Linked DNA regions of Homo sapiens: region 1 is linked to region 2. Evidence: read pairs that join two places in POLR2A ChIA-PET (ENCODE). Cell type or tissue: MCF 10A. All regions are shown on one strand. Each heading gives the region's core, and the rest is flanking DNA. Links, peaks and the distances in the headings are about the cores only. Region 1 has its middle 5.2 kb from the start of FGF5. Region 2 has its middle 58 kb from the start of PRDM8-AS1.

Evidence for each region. Peaks named below come from ENCODE experiments on the same cell type or tissue, not always from the same donor. Only the 100,000 strongest peaks of a DNase experiment are listed, where the experiment ranks them.
Region 1: POLR2A ChIA-PET joins it to region 2 with 7 read pairs; 2 of 35 experiments call an interaction of 5 or more read pairs at or near these places.

What each region holds. Positions count from the first base shown.
Region 1 is chr4:80,259,243-80,263,646 of GRCh38, forward strand. No RefSeq gene overlaps it. Among named protein-coding and RNA genes, the nearest start is that of FGF5, 5.2 kb to the right of the region's middle. RefSeq lists an enhancer at 4,099-4,404. In MCF 10A, for the core only: no CTCF peak of the experiment used is centred there; no DNase peak of the experiment used is centred there.
Region 2 is chr4:80,137,067-80,141,470 of GRCh38, forward strand. No RefSeq gene overlaps it. Among named protein-coding and RNA genes, the nearest start is that of PRDM8-AS1, 58 kb to the right of the region's middle. In MCF 10A, for the core only: no CTCF peak of the experiment used is centred there; a DNase peak (open chromatin) is centred at 2,045.

The sequences.
Region 1 (4,404 bases), core at 220-4,219, 120 kb after region 2:
CAACAGGTGTTTGCCCAATGCAGCCTGCCAAAAGCCAGGGATTCAGAGTAGAAAACAAAGCCTATTTGCAAAAATGATTACTGTAATTAAGAGCCATGGTGATGCAAACGATGAAAACACTTGTACGTACACCCTTCCCCCACACACACACTCACACTCACACTCTTTCAAATCCTCACTCCCCTAGAAAAAGGAAAGAGCAGGCGGAAAAAAAAAAATCATTCACCATTACCATATACTTTTAAATGCTGTAGAGTCTCACTTCTCTGGGGGAGAAAATTTAAATAATTATTAAGCCATCTTTTGAAGCCATTCCTTTTAAGGATCTTCATTTAGGATTTCAGTTATTGTGCATTCTGGGGATTACAAGGCAGTGTATACTGACAGATTTCCTTTGAGGAACTTATGATTTACTTAAGACCATATATATCATAAGAAAATTGAAACAGCTAAGCAATAATCAAATCACAATATGTTTGATGGTGACCCTGGTTACAACACAGAGTTCCACTGTGTGCTCCTCTAGCTCCCAGCAGAAAATTTGCTCATTTACAACCAAGAAAAGTCGTATTGTAATATGCTGTATGCTCCTAAAACCCTCCCTTAAGGATTACACAGGAGCTTCAAAGATAGGGAAGACAGCAGGGTGATTTGCATGAAGTAAATTCTTTTTTTAAAAAAAAATCTGTGAATGTAAGATTAGTCACTTTTTTTTCTTTTTTTAGGAGCTAATTTAGGACCTTCTCATTGCTCTGACCTGGGCCAGCTACTGAAATGAAAAGCAAATGGACCAAGGGTGTGGACACAGTAGATATGAGAAGTAACAGAATTTATCAGCATGATTGTCATAATACGAGCAAATGATCACAACATTAAAACTAAGTTGTATGTGTCATGTCTTTCTACTCCATTTTAAATCTCATTTTGTGTATGACTGCATGGGAGGTAAAGTGGGGACGTGTCGTAAGTTCTATTTTAGTTGTTATATACCATGATTATCAAATGCTCCTATAATGTGCTTATTGAATAAATGGTCCAAGATTGTTGGGCTAGCTAATTTGCAATTTGAAAAAAAATGATTAAAGGTGACAAAAGTGCAGTTTACAAATAATTCCCTTTTTAGAGGACACAGGAAAAGGAATTCTTTTCTTTCTTTCCCTTCTCTCTTTTTCTTTCTTTTTTATTTTTGTTAACAGCTTTTGTTTAAGTCAAAATCATCTTTTTGACTTCCCATAAAGTGTCTGGTTTCAGAAAAAGTATGCAAAGAATATTTCTCTAGAATGTGATGCCTAAACTTTTCCTGAAAGAAAACAACAAAACACACCAAAAACTAAACTGAAGCAAATTATCCACTTGCTATTGTTGAGGACATCTTTCAGATTCGGTGCAGTCCCACCCCAATAATTGGAGTTGCATCTCCAATTATTGTCCCCCTGAAGAAACCTAAGCACTTTATTTTGAAAAATAAATAAATAAAACATTGTCTGTGTGTTCTGGCTCTCAGACTTAGTCTGAAAAGTCACCTTTGATCAAATTATTTTCTGAACAAACAGCCTTTGAATGGGCTGGTGAATGGATAGCACGTGCATCATAGTTCCAGCAGCTTCCTACTGTTTTCTTGCTGGTACCAGGCTTGGTCTCACTTCTGTTCTCTTCCTGCCCTTCCCATTTGGCACAGGAAAGATGTTCTAGAAGAGGACATACGTTTTTCCCCCCATCCTCTATTCCCACTTTTCTTGAATGAGTACCCATTTGCTTATGGCCTGTCTTTGTGGATACAAACCAAATGCTAGAGCTATTCAAATAGCAGCTATGCTAATTTATCTTTTTTTTTCTTTTCTCATAGATAAGAAAAGTCTGATTTCCACCCAATGCACTCCTTTTGAGGAATTAAGACTGGAAGTATAGGCCGGGCTTGGCGGCTCATGCCAGTAATCCCAACACTTTGGGAGGCCAAGGCAGGCAAATCATTTGATCCCAGGAGTTCGAGACCAGCCTGGGCAACATAGCGAGACCAACCCCCCTCAACCCCCATCTCTATGAAAAATGCAAAAACTAGCCAGGTGTGGTGGTGCGTGCCTGTAGTTACAGCTACTCAGCAGGCTAAAGTGCGAAGATCACTTGAGCATAGGAGATGGAAGCTGCAGTGAACCCTGATTGTGCCACTGCACTCTAGCCTGGGAGACAGAATTAGACCCTGTTTCATAAAAAAAAAAAAAAAAAAAAAAAAGACTGGAAGTACTGCACCCCTCCACATATGTTTAGAATGTCCCCTTTGACATTATTAGATATAGACTGTACCAGTAAGAAAACCCATTACAAAGAGCAGAGAGGACTTTATTTGGGAGGCAGGGAAAGGTGGTATGATTTTTAAATCATGATTTTCATATGCATGTGTAAGGAGTACAGGGAATTGTATCCTTTATCTTCTACGGCTGGCCTTAGACAGGATAAAAGGCTTCCAGTTCTTAAGAGAAAGTATTTCCCTACAACTGGGTAATGCAGGCTAGGATAACTGGGGGTCTATAGTGGTTTGGGACTTAGTGCATGGATGTACCAGAAGCTAAAACAAAAATAGTCACTGGGATAACTGGAAAGCACAGGAGTTGGGCTTTATGAGAAAAACTGATTGCCTTGAGTTCACTTAGGTCACAAAGTACCTCTCTTTAGTAGCAAATGCTGTTTTACTTTCTGACTTCACAGATATAATGTCCAGTGGCCAATGGCCTTTTGCAAACAGGCCTCTTCTCAGAGGGAAGGACTGGACCCTGGAGAAAGAAGTCTAACCTCAGGACTTGCACAATTTGTAACTATACCTTCATCACCCTAAAAGTAGACACTGCACACATTCTTCTGTCCCTCTTGGTCTTTGGTTCTTCCTCACACAGCCGGCCCTTCCCAGCTCAGTGCTCCTTTAGCCACAGGCTATTTGTTGCTGTAGTTGCTGCCAACTTGGCTGGTGAGAAGCCAGGCCTGGAGGAAATAGAGGGTCCTGGCAAGAACCTGGACTGAGGGCCCCCACCAGGTTAGCTTCCGAGTCCTGCAATGCACTGTGCTTCTGTCTTAGTTGGCTTGGGCTGCTATAACAAGACAACCATGGACAGAATGGTTTAAACAACAAACATATTTCTCATGGTTCTGGAGGTTGGGAAGTCTGCGATCAGGGTGCCAGCATGGAGGGACTCCTTCCTTGTTTCCTCATTTGAGGGATTGGGGTTGTGAGAGGAAGAAAGCTCTCTCCTCTTTTTATAAGGGGGAGGCAGAGGGGCATGCACTAATCCCACCTCATGACCTGATTAACTTCCAAAGCCCCATATCCAAATACTATCACATAAAAGAACAGAGTTTTAACTTGAATTTTGGGTACCCAAACATTCAGTCCATAGCAGTCTCTACTAAAAAGTGTATGCAATTAGAGGCCACTGTGGGGCTCCCAGGACCTGATTAACAAAAGATAGTACTATCTGGGTATAGCCTGAGAGTATGAAAGGGTGATAGGAATATAGAGTTGGGTAGGGGTGGGGTGCAGAGGCTTTTGGGACCATGTTTGAAACAGCTATCCCAGGAAAGCATTCTAAAAATCCTTGGGTTTTCTTTGGATCAAACAAAGAAAATTTGGCCTTGCCTTCAAACTGTACAGTCATCTTAAAGCTCAGAACAGGCAAATTTCTCATGGCACCTGCACCTCCAGGAGTGGAGATTTTGGGGTAACTGAGGCTCTTGGAACAGAAGTCTGTGTAAGATCAGCCTGGCACAGTGGCAGCCTGGTTCCTGGGTCAGACAGCCTCCCAGGACAGTGGCTTGCATTGCCAGGGTTGTTCATTCTATTCCATCATCTATCTCTTGTCCGTCCTTCCAACCCAGCATGAGACATTGTAGGATGAACAGTCTTGCCTTCAGGACCCTTGCCTCAGTGAGGCCTGGCCTCAGTTTAAACCCAGGGGAATGTTGTAAATATTGAGACGGTCTCTAGAGTGAAGGAAATATTGGGCTCTGACTTGACTTATACACCCTGACTTCTCTTTTCTTAGGCTTCTGGGTTCCAACCAGAGGTTACCGGTAACTTTATCTTCTTTTGCATTGATTTCTGTCTCTAGTAACCAGATCACACTTGTAGTTACGAAAGGGATAGGGGAAATTCACCACCAGTTTTCCACACAGAAATAGGGGAGGCCTGGAAAGAAAGTTCAGATGCTGGGGTCCAGGAAAAGTGACCCTGAGGGGGTTGGTCTAGGAAATGTGAGGCCTAGTGGGGTGAGACACCGCTGAAAGAGAGCTCAAGAAGAGGGGGTGGGGACCTAAGCCGAAGCCCGCGCACTCACTGCCTGGCGCCTAGGTGACTGGTGGAATCTGCTAATCTGTTGGGTAGTTTTTCCGTCGTCTGTCAGGTGGCGATGAGTGGAA
Region 2 (4,404 bases), core at 296-4,295:
GTTTTGCGGAGATAAATCTGTTGGATGTTCACTGCCTTGTCTCAATAATAACTAAACAATATGATGTGACAGATGTTTCAGAAACTCATGTAATAATTATACATCTCCATTTTTAACTTCTCAATTCATGAAGCTATTGGCCCTGAGGAGATGCTTTTTACCTCTGTTTCTGGTGAACACCAAAGGATAGTAAATGAGAATTTATTAATATCCAGCTTAAACAGCTAGAGATAAATCCAATAAACATTATTTTTTCTTGAGTAACAACTTAAATGCGTACTATAAGAGTTTATTAAGTTCTTTTTGGAAATTCTACTTTTATCAGGTACTATCTCTCTAAGAAATTAGTTTCATACATCTACTCTATGCTGAATCTTTCAAATAAAAATTCTTTTGATTTATTCTTTCTTTTACCTCTTTTACAATAATTACCTGGTTTTTACATACAAAACAAAATTTTTAACAATTTTGAAGATTTTGGCTTTATTTTCTCTCAAACTTCGCCATTCCATTTTGGAGTTTAAATCTTTTTAGTTTACACTTAATGTGGCAGCATGGCCCTTCTTCCTGGTTGTTTCAGATGTCTTACCCCTTTTGCTTTCCTTTTCATCGTATTCTTGAATATAGGGATCAGAACTGTGAATAACAGACACATCTGCACTTTGATTTTCTGTAAGAGGACATTGTGTTCTATTTTGTTTCCTTTCCCTTTCTTGTGATTGTCAGAATTCCATCAGCCTTTAATGAACTCCTCCCTGTCCTCATAGAAGAGTTCACAATGATCCCTGTGCTGTAATAGATAACTCCAAGACCATTACTCTGCCGGTATAGTTTGGATTATTTTTTTTCTAAGTGCATTGGCTCATTATTTTATCTTTGTCCCTTTTGTGACTCATATATCAATTTTCCGTCCATGAACGTAGCTTCGTGAAGTCTTTCTGCAGTTTATTTCCATCAGCTTGGCATTTTCATTAACCAGAAGAGCTTAAGGTCACTGGCAAACTTGGGAACTTCAATGTGAACATTTTCTTTTCCACAGTTTATGAAAATGTTAATAAAAGCAGCTTCTGAACCCATCCCTGATACTAAATTATTCAATAGATCACTAAAATAAAACAATTTATGGGGAAGAATTAAACCTTACATGTATTATTTCAGTGTATAACACAGTTTTGAATTAATGTGATTTAGAAAATGGATGAACTAAATCAACTGTTGTAGAAGGTGAAACAATATTTAAAGAGACCTTTAACTTTCCACATTGAGACCCTGTAGAAAATTGCTACCTTTCTCAACAAAAGACAAAAAAGGGACAATCTCCACAGTAGTGAATTTGAGATTCCTCTTGTAGATTCCTTTACTCTTAAACTACTACCACAACAGATCATGTAAGTGCTATGGTCTCTTAAAATTAAGAACCAGTTGTGAATATCAAATCTTTTACTTAATATCCATGAGCACAATAGAGAACAAACTAGAACATTTCAACAAGATTTTATTTAATGCCAGAGGATAACAAAACAAAAATATGCACAGAAAAACCTGGACTTAGAGAATCTGGCCTACAAATTACAACTTTTTTTTCTAGAGCTTAAGTTCCTCATCCCATCCAAATTCTGACTGGCCTCCAAGAAAGAGGTTCTTGTTAATATCCACCCCTAAATAACTTAAGTTTTCACATTCAGTTTCCTCCCTGGGGACTGCCCTCAAAGTCAGTGCAATATAAAGAAAATTTTGACCGGATCGGTGGAGAGATGGATAGGTAGTAGACACATACATACATATATAGATACATAGATAAATAGATTAAAATAAATTAGATATCTAAAAATAGATATAGATTAAAACAAAAATACAGACATACAGATATATCTGACAGTTCTGGAATTTGAAAGCATTGCAAATGATTGTTTAGTTATACCAAGCCAACAGTTAAGCCACATATTGATGGGATGAATGTGGCAAATGTTTTTCTTCTTTTTAATATTTTCTGAATCATACTTGGAGCAGATGCTTTGTAAGCCTTGTACCACATCCTGTCAGTTCACATGAGGGTTTCAGCTGCAGCTGTGGTGGAAAGACAGATCTTGTGCAAGCTGCAGGCATCTTTACCTGTCTCAAACTTCTGCTCTTGCCACCCCACCTTTCTTCATTATGCTGCCACAGGAGGCAGCCCAGAAGTTGGGGGAAGTTAACCCTCCACCAATTGAGGAGAGTCAATAGAAAAAGGACCCTGTCCCCTGTCCTCCCAGTCTCCTGGTCCTTTGGAGTGATAATTGTGAGTGCATTTTACATGGCTCCTGAGAGGATCCCCAGTAGGATCAAGCTCCAGTTGTACATACCAACACAATAATACATCACTTACCAACTTTCCATCATTTCTTGCCTCATTCTCCTCATTTTAAGCCATGATTCCTCCCCACCACTACCAAATAAACTGACATAATTCAAAGTTATGTCTCAGATTCTGCCTAAGGAAACCCAAATTAATACAGTATCTGTATATCAGATTGAACAACACACTTCTCATTAAACAGTACATTTTACCACCTGAAAAAAATGACAAATTATCATAATAGCATTTAGCAATGATAACCATGGGTATCATGAACGCCATTAACAAATAAAAGAAAAACAGTGTTCACCCATTAAGAATGATATTGTAAGGAGCTGAAATCATAGAATGATGGAAAGTATAACACAGTTCTGCCAAAGTTGTGAAAATATGTGCTTGTTGTGGTAAAAAAAAAAAATGCAAATCTAACTCTAGATATAAAATTGTGGAAGGGGAACTATATTCATGACGAGAAGTTACATAACATCACAATAGTCGTCATTTGTGAGTAACTACATTCAAATCAGAAAAGCCTTGTAAATTTTAAGCTATGTTCTTATGGTTTAAAGGTACAACAATGTTGGGATGGGAGTAATAAACAGCACCCTCTTTCATAGCCTCATTTTGGACTAATTAAGAAGAATCAAGCAGACAGAAATTTAAATATCCCTTTTATTACTTTGAATGCCCCACAGGTTAGGGCCTTTTCTCATATTTACTCATTCAGTCACAGAAAAACTGGCTACCGTAAGCATCCCGAAGTGGAAGGTTTGCCCTGTAAAACTTATGCCAGGAGGAACCAAACTTCTCTGTGCAGCTAGATCGCAAAAGAAATAAGAGATGTGAGGACTAAAATACACCTTCCTAGTTCCTCCTTCCAAACTCAGCTTTTAAAGAAGTCACTCTTTCTTCTGTAATGAGGAGTAAGGAAGAGGATCATGAATGTCACCATGGGAAGAGGCCATGAATGTCATACTAGTTAGTACTCTCCATGTAGAATGAGACTCAGGCCTGGGGAAAGAGCAAGCTGTCAGCCCCCAGCAGACTGGACAGTGGTTGCTATGGATCTGTCACCAGATGAATTATCCCACAATCTCCTACAACTCTCAGCATTTTCTACTTCTAGTTTCTCTACAGAAAAGAAAGTATTTGTTTCTTAAAGTGGGTTTGGTCGGGCACAGTGGCATTCACCTATGGCCCCAGCTACTCTGAAGGCTAAGGCTGAAGGATTATTTGAGCCCAGGAGTTAGAGGTTATGTTACACTATGATTGTGCCTGTCAATAGCTACTGAACTCCAGCCTGGGCAACATAGCGAGATCTTGTCTTTAAAAGTAAACAAACAAATAAATAAATAAAATCTACATTTTAAAAGTGGATTGAGTCTTTACAACATAGGGATGTCCAGGGAGCTTTAATGTATCAATAAGAGTATCCTTAATGTCCAATTTACTTATCTAATTAAAACATTGAACATGTAATAGTCTTTCAAGCATTAAAAATTATCATTCCTGTAAATATCTACACTGTATTTACATAATTAATAAATCAACATTTATCCAAATATTTGAACATTGACTACAAACTTATTTACTTGTATTACTGTAAAATTCAATTTAAAACAAATCTACTATATTATAATCTCCTGATAATGCTTTAAACTCCTTAATAGACAAAGCACATGCTCAAAATAACAATAATTTGAATTTATTATTGCATTTATACAAAAACCAAAAAATTTAAAGCATTTCAAATTTTTTCTGGAATTTAAAATCCACATTTTATTTCTTTATTAGCTCTCTTCTTATTCTATTGCTTGTGCTTATTCTTATCTATGGGTTAGAGTGAGGTTAGCAGACAAAACTTCCTAGCACAAATCTTAACAGACACAAACGAAAAAGAGTTCTATTTCTAGCCTAAGCAGCTAATTCTGCACTATCTGTCAATAGATTCCTGATTGGGATATGGGCCAAATATACACCTAAACTTCATTTCCCTAACATTATCATTCTTGGTGTACTAATTACTATTGCTGCATAACAAATTATTCTTGAAACTTAATGGCTTAAAA